Regions from separate parts of the Homo sapiens genome. Here all the other regions are linked to region 2. A link is a loop called in an ENCODE intact Hi-C map of the cell type or tissue named here. Cell type or tissue: dorsolateral prefrontal cortex. All regions are shown on one strand.

The links. Hi-C counts contacts between places; a loop is a spot of excess contacts. Peaks named below come from ENCODE experiments on the same cell type or tissue, not always from the same donor. Only the 100,000 strongest peaks of a DNase experiment are listed, where the experiment ranks them.
Region 1: it touches region 2 in a loop (3.0-fold over the local background); 15 of 110 quality-filtered maps call a loop at or near these places.
Region 3: a loop joins it to region 2, with 7 times the contacts of the local background. A loop is called at or near these places in 20 of 110 quality-filtered maps.

The regions. Positions count from the first base shown.
Region 1 is chr14:101,769,536-101,772,035 of GRCh38, forward strand. The region is part of intron 2 of PPP2R5C (protein phosphatase 2 regulatory subunit B'gamma); the gene reads left to right. Among named protein-coding and RNA genes, the nearest start is that of PPP2R5C, 9.1 kb to the left of the region's middle. In dorsolateral prefrontal cortex, a CTCF peak has its summit at 1,550; no DNase peak of the experiment used is centred here; H3K27ac peaks cover 1,501 bases.
Region 2 is chr14:102,312,951-102,315,450 of GRCh38, forward strand. No RefSeq gene overlaps it. Among named protein-coding and RNA genes, the nearest start is that of TRI-AAT5-4, 2.9 kb to the right of the region's middle. RefSeq lists enhancers at 1,233-1,733, 1,627-1,706. In dorsolateral prefrontal cortex, CTCF peaks have their summits at 1,434 (motif pointing left) and 1,647; a DNase peak (open chromatin) is centred at 1,381; H3K4me3 peaks cover 1,412 bases; H3K27ac peaks cover 1,529 bases.
Region 3 is chr14:102,045,570-102,048,069 of GRCh38, forward strand. DYNC1H1 (dynein cytoplasmic 1 heavy chain 1) reads left to right here. Exons shown (of 78, transcript NM_001376.5): 73 at 2,248-2,459. Among named protein-coding and RNA genes, the nearest start is that of HSP90AA1, 40 kb to the right of the region's middle. In dorsolateral prefrontal cortex, CTCF peaks have their summits at 1,020 (motif pointing right) and 1,219; DNase peaks (open chromatin) are centred at 992 and 2,482; H3K27ac peaks cover 1,864 bases.

The DNA.
Region 1 (2,500 bases), 540 kb before region 2:
TTTTTTGATCCAATAAGGGAACTCTAATGTAGAATTTTTATTCAGTGTAATTCATTTTAAATAAATAACAGTATACTAAAGCAGAAGATTATGGTACTTAGGTTTTTTTCTAATGTCTTGGGAAAATTTTAAAAAGTAGAGTATTTTGGTTTTTTTCTTAGTTTTCTTTTACATATTCAGTGGAAAAAAGTGTAGTCTCATAAGATCTTGGTTAAAAGGTCAGTGGTAAAAAGTATAGCCTCATAAGATCTTATTTTAATTAAAGCACTTCAAAATAAGATTTCCATTTAAATACAGTTATGCATCACTTAATGAGGGGGTACGTTCTGAGAGCTGTGTTGTTAGGCAATGTTGTTGTTTTGTAAACATGATGGCATGTGCTTAACACAAACCTAGGTGGTAGTCTGCTACACACCTAGGGCATATGGAATAGCCTGTCACTCCAGGCTACACACCTGTACAGCATGTCATTTAACTGAACCCTGTAGGCACCTGTAACACAATGGCAAGAATTTGTATATCTAAACATAGAAAAGATACCATAAAAATATGGTGTTACAATCTAAGGCACCACCATCATTTGTGCAGTCTGTTGTTATCTGAAATGTCATTATGTGGCAGTGACTGTAAAGGTTTCTCTGTGATCTTTTATGCTTTGTGTTTCTTAATTTATTTTGGGAATGTTTCTCAGTAGAGCATAGCTACATATATATTTAATATGTTTTATAAGATAGGGTTTGTTTTGAGCATGTCTTGTTCTGTGCGAGCACTGTGTTGAGGATTGAGGAGATAAAGACCTGTTAGGAACTGAAGTAGTGGCTGTTTCCATCATTTTTGAAGTGTAGCACCTGTTGCTTCTGGACATCCAGTGTACTTGGGAGTAACTTGGCCCCCACTCAGTTAGATCTTATTGTCCTTGAGTGGATGGGACAAGATGGAACCCATTTCATGTAAAGAGCCACCTGGAGCTTTGGGTGAGAAAATCAGATGCTTTAAAGCGTCTAGGGAGACACGGGCTTACCATAAAATTATGGAGTTCCAGAAAGCACATTGGACCCTAGGGTGTGTATCATGGTTAAAGCCAATAGATAAGATCAGCATTCCTCTCCCTCTTCAGTAAAAGCTTCGCTACGGTATATGCAATTCTAGAAAGAGCTCATCAAGCAAATGATATGAAATCTAAAATTTTCCAGTTCAAGAAAGAAGCTCAAAGTTCCTACATTAAAGCAACAGCAGGGTGAATGGCAACTTATAGCCCTGCCATGTGATGGTGGAAAGGTTTCCACCTGCATCCTTAGCGGAGCTGAGTGAGTCAGTCTGCCACCAACATGAAATGCGGTGATGTTTTCCTAAATCACAGGGAAGATTCATCTGGAATATTTCAATTCGAAGATGGGTCTCCAGTGTTTCCTTAAACACTGGGTACCTGCCAAAGGGCAGGGCACAGCGGTGTCTGGTTTAGCACAGTGTCCTCTCTAATCACCTCACACGTTCCTATCAGTATGTTGTTTTAAGCAGAGACTCTCCAGTGCTCCTGCAGTGAAGGAAGTGCTGCTTCCCAAATCCAAACAGCGTTGTCATCTTCATGTTCTCCACCTGGGGGAGTGAGAGAACAAGCCTAGAAATTAAGCTCTCCAGAAGGGGAAAAAAATGCTTTATTAAGGGCATTTGGCTTTTTCTTCATCTCGTGTGTGTGTGTGTGTGTGTGTGTGTGTGTGTGTGTGTGTGTATTTTTTTGAGACAGAGTCTCACCCTGTCGCCCAGGCTGGAGTGCAGTGGTGCGATCTTGGCTCACCACAACCTCCGCCTCCTGGGTTCAAGCTATTCTCCTGCCTCAGCCTCCCAAGTAGCTGGGATTACAGGTGTGTGCCACCACACTATCTTGTATATATTTCCTTAATATAAGATTGAGCAGCTGGGCACGGTGGCTCATGCCTGTAATCCCAGCACTTTGGGAGGCCCAGGCGGGTGGATCATGAGGTCAGGAGTCAAGACCAGCCTGGCCAAGATGGTGAAACCCTATCTCTACTAAAACTACAAAAATTAGCTGGGCTTGGTGGCAGGCATCTGTAATCCCAGCTACTCGGGAGGCTGAGGCATAAGAATTGCTTGAAAACCTGGGCGGCAGAGGTTGCAGTGAGCTGAGATCACACCACTGCACTCCAGCCTGGGTGACAGAGTGAGACTCCATCTCAACAACAACACAAAAATGGCCCCCAAGAGATTAATTTCAGATACCCTGCAGCCTGCAGGTGTTAGCTCTGACCAAGGGCTGGCATGGCCCGGTGGTAATATCAAATTACTAAGGGGCTCTGAAGGGGTTAGACCTGCCCTGGCCAAGATGTTTGTTGTTTGCTGCATATGGCTATTTTAAATTTAAATTTAAATTAATGAAAATTAAAATTATGTAAATAATTCAGTCCCTCAGTTGCACGGGCCACATTTCAAGTGCTCAGTAGCCACATGTGGCCAGCAGCTACTCTGTTGACCAGCAGATGTG
Region 2 (2,500 bases):
GGCCTGGCGCGGTGGCTCCGCCCAAAATCCCGGCACTTTGGGAGGCTGAGGCGAGCAAATCACCTGAGGTCAGGAGTTCAAGATCAGTCTTGCCAACGTGGTGAAACCCCGTCTCTACTAAAAATACAAAAATTAGCTGGGCTTGGTGGTGGGCGCTTGTAATCCCAGTTACTTGGGAGGCTGAGGCAGGAGAATTGCTTGAACCTAGGAGGCAGAGGTTGCAGTGAGCCAAGATCACGCCATTGCACTCCTGCCTGGGTGGCAAGAGCGAAACTCCATCTCAAAAACAAAATAAAAAAGACTTTTGAGACTTTGTCAAAACTTCGCAATAATGTACGTGCTTCCAGGCCAAGGCAGGTGGATCACTTGAGGTCACGACTTCAAGACCAGGCTGGCCAACATGGTGAAACCCCATCTCTACTAAAAAGACAAAATTAGCCGGGCGTGGTGGTGAATGCCTGTAATCCCAGCTACTCAGGAGGCTGAGGCAGGAGAATCACTTGAACCCGGGAGGCGGAGGTTGCAGTGAGCCGAGCCAAGATCGCGCCATTGCGCTCCAGCCTGGGCAACAAGAGGGAAACTCCGTCTTAAAAAAAAAAAAAAAAAAAAAAAAAAAGGTCTTCAGAGTGACTTTAGTCCATTATGACTGGCGTCTACACAAAAGGGGCGATTTGGACATAGGGACACACAGGGAGAACAGTATGTGAAGATGCAGGCAGAGATCAGAGTGAAGCTTCTACAAGCGAAGGAAGGCCAAAGTTGGCCCGAAATCCACCAGAAGCCAGGAGACAGCCTGGGGCGGTCTCCGTGGGAGCCTCCGAAGGAAGCGACCTTCCCGACACCCTGACTTTGGACGTCTGCCTACTAGAACTGTGAGGCCATATATTCTGTTGTGTGGCCACCTACCTTATAATACTCTGCTGTGGCCGACCTGGGAAACTAACACAGCGGGTCGTTACTGTCAGACCAAAGGTTCCAACTTATAAACAGAATGAAACATTTCGTAAGTTGAGTTTAAAGAAAATGGATTATTTAAAATGCACATGGGCCCCCCGCCCCACATTAAAAAAACAAAAAACAAATACAAGGCGGAGGTTGCAGTGAGCCGAAATCGCGCCACTGCGCTCCAGTCTGGGCGACAAGAGCGAGACTCCGTCTCAAAAACAAAAACAAAAGCAAGAAAACAAGCCCGAATGGTATTCTCTACCACTTAATTCTGAAAGTATGTAGATTCGTGTTTTCGTCACTCAGAGAATGAAAATTAGCGTTTGTTTGTCTAAGAGCTCTAAGACGGGGTGAGAAGTGGAGGAAGAGGTCCAGAGGAGGAAAGAAAACTGCTCGCCCGCGCCCGCCCTGCAGCTGCACGTGGGTCGCCCTAAGCCTGGGTTCGGAGCTGATGGCGCAGGTCCCAGGTGCCCTCTAGCGGCTGACGTCAGTCACGGCGCCCCGGCCCCGGCGCGCCCCGTCCACTCTGCCCACTCGGGACGCGTGGCTTGAAGTCCCGGGAATGCCACGGTTGCACCCACAAGGGTCGATCAACTCGGCTTCCTTCAGGAGACCTGGACTGACCACCCGCTGTGTGCCAAGCACTGTTTAGGTGCTGGTAAAATAGAGCCCACTGCTCCTGGAGTTCGCTCTAGCGGTGGGAGGCCGACGATTAGCAGCGGGAATAAGCGATGGAGGGGGGTCGGGCCGGGAACCGCAGGGATCCTGGGTGCGGGTTGCGATTGCAAATGGGGGCATCGGGTAAACCTCGCTGAGTAAGTGACATTTAAGCAGCGACCACGACGAGGAGGAGGAGCTTTGACATTGTCTGCAGGAAAAGTGGTCCAGGAAGAGGAACAGAAGCGCAAAAGCCCCAGCACAGGAGCAAGGGCCAGGGAGGAGGCGGAGGGGCTGCCGCGGAGGGAGCCGGGCAGGGGTGCAGGAGGGCAGAGGGGAAAGGCGCAGGTCCGGTGGTGTCTTTCAACGGGATGTTACCCTGGGCGTAGGGTTGTCAGATACAGCACATGTATTCTTTTAGTATAAGTATGTCCCAAATATGGCGTGGGACATACTTACACTAAAAAAAGTTTCATTGTCCTTTTGCAATTCAATTTTAACCCGGCATCTTGATCTATATTTGCTAAATTTGGCAGGCCTGTTAGGGCTGCAACAAAAGGAGAGAGTGTGAGCAGAGAAATGACTTGATCTGACTGTTTTAAACCCATGTGACTCTTACCTATTGCTATGCCAGAGAGTGTGCTAGGTTCTGGGCATTCATTCAGCTGTAAGCAAAATGGACAGGATGCCTGCACCCCCACCAGTGCTCTGTGAGAGGGCTTTACCCCTTTGGCCTGCTCATCTATCCTTGTCCTTTGGACACAGTAAAGTGCTCCAGACTTCAGGACGCTTGCCCAGCCTCCCAGCACACCACCTAATCTTCTCCGTTCCCTATAATATCCGCCTTCCTTGTTATGCGGAGAGCTCCATCAGGATGGGGATTAGGTTTCTTTGACTC
Region 3 (2,500 bases), 270 kb before region 2:
CATTGCACTCCAGCTTGGGCAACAGAACAAGATTCTGTCTCAAAAAAGAAAAAAGAAAATCAGTTTCTTTTTTTTTTCTTCAAGAGTTGAAAAGTACCTGATATTAAGTGATTTTTTAAAACCATTCATCTTCCCTAGAATTTTTTAGCAGTCTTTGTTTCCTTTTCACTTACTTACAAGATGTTTTTTAAGACTTCAAGTGCTGTGAGCCAGAAGGGAGCTAAGAAATTCTCTAAGCCAGTGGCTCTCATAGTGTGGCTCCCAAACCAGCAGCAGCAGCAGCCTCCCCAGAACTTCTTAGAAATGCAGGTTCCCAGCCGGGCACGGTGGCTCAAGCCTGTAATCCCAGCACTTTGGGAGGCCGAGGTGGGCGGATCACAAGGTCAGGAGATGGAGACCATCCTGGCTAACACGGTGAAACCCCGTCTCTACTAAAAATACAAAAAAAATTAGCCGGGTGTGGTGGCGGGCACCTGTAGTCCCAGCTACTCAAGAGGCTGAGGCAGGAGAATGGCGTGAACCCGGGAGGGGGAGCTTGCAGTGAGCCGAGATGGCACCACTGCACTCCAGCCTGGGCGACAGAGCAAGACTTTGTCTCAAAAAAAAAAAAAAAGAAATGCGGGTTCCCAGGCCCTGCCCAGGCGCACTCTATCAGGACAGGGGATGGGCCCAGCAACTGGCCTTCACAAAGCCTCCAAGCACTACACGTGGGGTTGACAGCAGCTGATCAAATCTCAACTTTTTCTTATGGGAAAAAGTCACGAAAAGCTAAGAAGACAAGAAAAGCTAAGAAGACAAGGGCATTGCTGAAACTCACAGCTGGTTAACAGGACAGAATCAGGAGGGATAAGCCAGGCGAGCTGGGCGGGTCTGGAGGGAAAGCCAAAGCCAGGCGAGCTGGGCGGGTCTGGAGGGAAAGCCAGGCGAGCTGGGCGGGTCTGGAGGGAGAGCCAGGCGAGCTGGGCGGGTCTGGAGCACACTGCAGGCACCACAAGGCTCGGGGTAATCCCAGCCACATGGTGGCAGTCACAGGCCAAGGGACACTGTGGTGACCAGTTTTCTGAGTTAAGAGGGCAGGTGGCACCCCCTCCTGGAGCGCCTCTCGAGCACGCACTCATTCATGGTCGGGCTGAAAGCCGGCCGGGGCTTGGCCCAGGTCTCACAGTGAACCCAAACCCAGGGTCCTGAAGAGCCTTCCTTGAGTCTTTGGACTCGGGCTGCTGGTTCCGTTTTTTTTTTTTTGCTTTGAGACTGAGTCTTGCTCTGTCACTCAGACTGGAGTGCAGTGGTGCAATCAGAGCTCACTGCAGCCTCAGCTTTCTGGGCTCAAGCGATCCCCCCACCTCAGCCTTCCAAGTAGCTGGGACCACAGGTGCCACCACCACACCTGCCTTTCTAATTTTTTGTAGAGATGAGGGTCTCACTATGTTGCCCAGGCTAGTCTTGAACCCCTGAGCTCTAGAGATGCTCCCGCTTCCGCCTCCCACAGTGCTGGGACTGTGGGCGTGAGCCACTGTGGCTGTCTTGCTGGTGCTGGGACTGTGGGCGTGAGCCACTGTGGCTGTCTTGCTGGGTCAGTTTTAACAGTCATGTTCTCGACCTGGTAACAATTCTTATTCTGTATCTGTCTCCTTAGCTTTCTGGTCAGGCCATTGTCTGTGCTTTAAAAACATACATGACTGGCCAGGCATGGTGGCTCATGCCTGTAATCCCAGCACTTTGGGAGGCCAAGGCGAGCAGATCACCTGAGGTCAGGAGTTCAAGACCAGCCTGGCCAGCATGGTGAAACCCTGTCTCTACTAAAAATACAAGAAAAAATTAGCCAGGCGCGGTGCCACATGCCTGTAATCCCAGCTACTTGGGAGCCTGAGTCAGGAGAATCACTTGAACCCAGGAGGCAGAGGTTGCAGTGAGCCAAGGTCACGCCACTGCACTCCAGTCTGGGTGACAGAGCGAGACTCCATCTCAAAAATATATATATACACACACACACACATATATATATACATACACATACGTATATATATATACACATATATGTATATATACACGTGTGTGTGTGTGTGTGTGTGTATATATATATATATATATATATGTACACACGGCTGAGCACCTTCCAGATTTTGCTGCAGTTCCCAGTGTGGACTCACTCACCATGTGGCCTTTACGTTCAAGTCCCTTTTCCCTCTGTGATTTCTTGCCCGTCCCCTCCCTCCTTCCTGCTGCGACTGTGGGACTGTGGCCCAGGTGTGGACATGATCAGTAAAATGCTGAAGATGCAGATGTTGGAGGATGAGGACGACCTGGCCTACGCAGAGACTGAGAAGAAGACGAGGACAGACTCCACGTCCGACGGGCGCCCTGCCTGGATGCGGACACTGCACACCACCGCGTCCAACTGGCTGCACCTCATCCCCCAGACGCTGAGCCACCTCAAGCGCACCGTGGAGAATATCAAGGTAGCTGGGAGGGTGGCGGGCCGGCCAGGTCTCAAGGTCCC